2 separate regions of the Homo sapiens genome follow, and region 2 is linked to region 1. Evidence: read pairs that join two places in POLR2A ChIA-PET (ENCODE). Cell type or tissue: A673. All regions are shown on one strand.

The links. ChIA-PET counts read pairs that join two places held together with the same protein. Peaks named below come from ENCODE experiments on the same cell type or tissue, not always from the same donor. Only the 100,000 strongest peaks of a DNase experiment are listed, where the experiment ranks them.
Region 2: POLR2A ChIA-PET joins it to region 1 with 6 read pairs; 3 of 35 experiments call an interaction of 5 or more read pairs at or near these places.

What each region holds. Positions count from the first base shown.
Region 1 is chr10:35,433,240-35,435,739 of GRCh38, reverse strand. All of the region lies in intron 1 of CCNY (cyclin Y), which reads right to left. Among named protein-coding and RNA genes, the nearest start is that of CCNY, 98 kb to the right of the region's middle. RefSeq lists a silencer at 1,836-1,905. In A673, no CTCF peak of the experiment used is centred here; a DNase peak (open chromatin) is centred at 1,529; H3K27ac peaks cover 427 bases.
Region 2 is chr10:35,137,438-35,139,937 of GRCh38, reverse strand. It overlaps CREM (cAMP responsive element modulator), which reads right to left. Exons shown (of 8, transcript NM_183011.2): 2 at 2,059-2,156. The coding sequence starts at 2,102. Among named protein-coding and RNA genes, the nearest start is that of CREM, 12 kb to the right of the region's middle. In A673, no CTCF peak of the experiment used is centred here; no DNase peak of the experiment used is centred here.

The sequences.
Region 1 (2,500 bases):
TGAGTCCTCAACACAAAAGCTTCTGATTGTACCAACAGCTCGCAAGGTCTGTGACTGAAATAGTCTAATATACAAAAGTGTGTAAACAGGTAACCCAGAAAGAACACAGAGCTGTAACGGCAGCTTGACTGTGCCATGTTTTATCTTTAAAATAAAGGTTAAGCATTGTATTGTACAAGACAACGTGTGTGATTATTTTAGTATAGAAATCATCTCTCATATTACTTATCCTCAGGTAGAACCAGTCCTCCACGCAGATGGGCCACACGGGCCTATGAGACAGCCCGATATGACCCACTAGGCCACACTGTTCCCCAAGGGTATGGGGCAGGTTTATTCCACACATTGGGCTTAATCCCTTACAAGGGGCCTTTATGTACATCCTATCTTATTTCAATTTCACAATAAGCCTGTCCATAGGTAGAACAGATAGTTATTTCCATTATCTCACAGACAAGGAAACTGATTACCAGGTAAGTGTAAGTGTCTTACCCTGTAGCTACTGAAGGCCCTGGCAGAGATAGGGACCTGGAGCTTCCAACTCCTAGCCTTAAAATCCATGTTTCCAACCATCCTCTTCTGTTTATTGGCCCTGGATAGACACTCTCCCCAGTCATCTCTCAGACTCATGAAATCCACATGTTGATGCCTCAACTCATTGCCCCAATCCAGGTGCAGCCTCTGCAAGGCAGGGGGGCTTTGGGTTTCCTCATTTGCCTCCTCGCCCCCTGCCTTCTTCACCAGTCCATCATCTCACAGCGCTCAGCACAGATCATTCTGTTCTCTGACATTCTCAAAGTAAAAAGGAGTCGAGAAGCAGGAGATACATTAAGTAGAAAGAAAGTATAAGGGGCACAAAGTGAGGAAAGGGGAGAAAAACAGAAGCAATAAATAACTGAGAGAGCAGAAAAGAGTCTTATCCAAGCAGCAGCCCCAGCTGAGAAGGGCAAATGTGCCTAGACATGGGTCAAAAAATACAGTCATTCTCAGAACTGTGATATGAACAAGGCAAACAGGGGAAGTCATTCTGAAAATACCTACTTATTGGTTTCATTCAAAGCATCCCTCTGAATAAAGAGTGATACTTCCTAAGTGGAAAGGAGAGTCTTGCTCTTAAATGTTTTGTAAAAAGTGTTTGACAAAGGATCACTTAAGGGCAAAATTTACACCAAGAAAAACAGAGTTCAAAATTAAACACTTCCCATTTGAAAACTTTTTTAAATACCATTTGTCAAATAATGCAAGTCTCTAAAATCATAAAATCATATATGTGTAGTATTAGTCCCAAAAGTAAGAGCAGGACAAAACTCTCCTGTCCATAGCCAGGCTCTGTCCCTGAGGATGCGCCACTCCACAGTGCGCTCAGCTGGGCACTCCATCAGGGTCATAACGCATTTGTGAGTGGAGAGATTACACAGCCATCACTTTTCCCTGAACCCATCACACCCAAATCCCCATTTCAGACAGAGGGAGACAACATAATTACTCATGGCAATGGGCCAGTCTTTTCCAGACTTACAGCCTTTGTGGGTAAAAACCAAAGCCACAATGAACGTCCACATCTGCATCACATTAGCAATATGGGCCTCATCCGCCTTCATGCTACATGTCACTGGTTTTTAATACCCTAAAGAGAATAAATTAATAGAAGATTATTTTCCAGCAAAGACAATTCACAGGCAGGCTCTTGCTCCCCTTCCCTGTCACTCACAAGTGTGTAAATATGACTGATGAGATTTGTAGCACTTAAGTTCGCATACAAGGAAATACTGCCACTACTAGTCAAATTCCTGTGGTAACATGCATCACTTTCAGAAACAACTATTTCTTAGCCAGGTGCAGTGGCTCACGCCTGTAATCCTAGCACTTTGAGGAGGCCAAGGCAGAAGGATCACCTGAGGTCAGGAGTTCGAGACCAGCCTGGCCAACATGGTGAAACTCTATCTCTACTAAAAATACAAAAAATTAGGCATGGTGGCACGTGCCTGTGGTCCCAGATACTGGGGAGGCTGAGGCAGGAGAACTGCTTGAACCCAGGAGGCGGAGAATGCAGTAAGCCGAGATCGCACCACTGTACTCCAGCCTGGGTGACAAGAGTGAAACTTCATCTCAAAAAACCACTATTTCTTAAGATGGTAGAACCAAGACTAATACATGTATCATACACTAGAAAATCCATGTTTTTATCTTTTTATTTACAATAACTAACATATCTAATTTTTCTACTTTGGAACACTGAACATTATTTTCCACACCTTTTCTTTGATGACTGTTGTGTTATACTATTTGACAAGAACCTGTCAAATAACTACCCTGAAATCTTCTTATGGTACTGAAGGTATGAAAAGAAACCCCAAAATAGAGGTTTTATTAGATAAATAAAAATAAGGCTGAAAAACATTCTAGGACTTGAAAAAAGTAAATTTAAAAGCTGAGAAGAGAGTACAAAGGAAAAATGTATTTTATTTCATTCAAAACGTTTTACAATAGGAGGAGGGAG
Region 2 (2,500 bases), 300 kb after region 1:
CTGTACCAGGCATTTTTCAGGCACTATCTCAGCAGAAATGCAGGACCCCAAACTCAGCTGTAAATGATGTACATACAACATTAACATCTATAAATCAGCCACAGCTGCTCCAGATAGAATTTATAGAGTCCATTATAATCTTACATTATTCACTATATAATTTATAGCTAAATACATTAAAATTGAAGAGATGTCTCATAGAACATATTTTCCCAAATCTCACCTTCTGTATTAAACATAGTTGTGATAATATTAAATAAACATAGTTGTACTAAAACTAATAGTCTTTAATTAACTATGTAGTATTTTAATCTTAAACAATAATCCTTTTTAGAGAGAAAAGAACCAATGGGCAATTATGAATTACAAAATAATTAAAAATAAAAACATGTAAGGATAAAACAATAAAAACGAAAACAAACAAGTCCACTAAGCACTATAAATTAACAACAAGCAAAATACTGGCAAATATTTGGTTCCACAATTCTAAAAAACAGGTAAAAATTTGCTAAAATGGTGGCTGGGCATGGTGGCTCATGCCTGTAATCCCAGCACTTTGGGAGGGCTAGGCAGGTGGATCACCTGAGGTCAGGAGTTTGAGGCCAGCTTGGTCAATATGGTGAAACTCCATCTCTACTAATAATACAAAAATTAGCTGGGTGTGGCGGCACGCACCTATAATCCCAGCTACTCGGAGGCTGAGGCACAAGAATCACTTGAACCTTGGAGACAGAGGTTGCAGTGAGCCAAGATTGTGCCACTACAATCCAGCCTGGACACAGTGACACTGTGTCTCAAAAAAAAAAAAAATTGCTAAAATGGAGATATTTAAATTTACAAACAACTAATAATAGCAGGATTATTTTCTTTTGAAGTTAAATATTTCTCTGAAATCTCCTTTATATTATTTAGCAAACTTTGATAGAAAAGCAAATATTATCCCAACCTGTTTTGAATATACTGGGATCCAAATTAATAAAATATTAATATATCTATTGTTTTTTTAAAAAATAGGACCCTCCATTAAAACAATTTTTTTTCTAAGAGACAGGATCTTGCTATGTTACCCAGGCTGGTCTTCTTCCCTTTTCTCTTTTTTTTTCCCCAGGCTGGTCTTTAACACCTGGCCTCAAGCAATTCTCCTACCTTGGCCTCTCAAAGTGCTGGGATTACAGATTAAGCCACTGCACCCGGCCTAAAAAAAATTTTTTTTAGTAATAAATTGTTTTAATATAAAATTAAAAAAATTAGCCGGGTATGGTGGCACCCTGTAATCCCAGCTACTCAGGTGGCTGAGGCAGGAGAATCCCTTGAACCTGGGAGGCAGAGGTTGCACTGAGCCAAGATTGTGCCATTGCACACCAGCCTGGGTAACAGTGAGACTCTGTCTCCAAAAAAAAAAAAAAAAAAATTCTAAAATTTTAGTTGTATCCAATTTTCAAAGACAAATTACATTGCAGAGGAAGTGCACTACCCTTGAAAAAATTTTTCATCTCTTCTAAAAATAGAATCCAATTGGAAAAGGAAGTTATTAAAGTTGTTTCTATTATTTTAAATAACTTTACAAAAAGTGGAAAATCAATTTTCTCTTTAGGACTACATCCAACTAACGAAACAGAATGTCTCTGAAAGTAATCAAAAGAAAACTTGAAAAATTCTATTTGGATATTTTTAAAACGTTGGTAGAGACTTTCTTCTGTTTTATAAGGTTAAGTACAAGTATGGCCGAAAGGCCGGGAGGAAGAATAAAACCCTGGGGATTCTTCGAATTCTACAATTCCACTTAACTATCGACATCCTCATATTGGTCTACTTTCTAAACGAAAAGACTAGTACTTAGCATAAGTCAACTGACATACCGACACATCTCCTACAGTGCCCAGCATGGTACACAGTAGATGGTGCCTTAAGTGAATGGCTGAATAATTTGAGTATATATTATAATAGAATATATATACATACATACATGTATGTGTACATCTATATATCAATTTATTCATCATGAACTTTAAGCTAAGTAGAATTTTCAAAAGAACAGAAAAACGTACATCTACCTACCTTGGATTTGTCTTAATATATTTTTTCCTTGCACATTTGCTCATTGTTAAGATATTTGTAATCAATGCTTTCCTCCTTTCCTGTTTTCTTTATTTATCCTGCAGTAAAATTATAATGTTGAATTGGGAGATCGTAACATTTCACTTCAAAAACTCTCAAATTAAATTTTATTTAAATTAAAACCTCTCAAAACAAGGCCAGGAAGAATATTCTAATTTCTATAAAACTAAAAATAAAAAATAACTCCCCCCCACCAAAAAAAACCAAAAGACTAGAAAGCTAAAAACAGCCCTGTACGGTTTTTTGTCAATCTTACTTCTACTGTATTTTTCTTATCTTCCTAGGGAAAAAAATTGACAAAACTTAAATGATAAACTATTTTTCTGATTATTTTCTACTGAAGAGAAAGCAGTGCTATCTAAATCATCTAATACTAAGTATA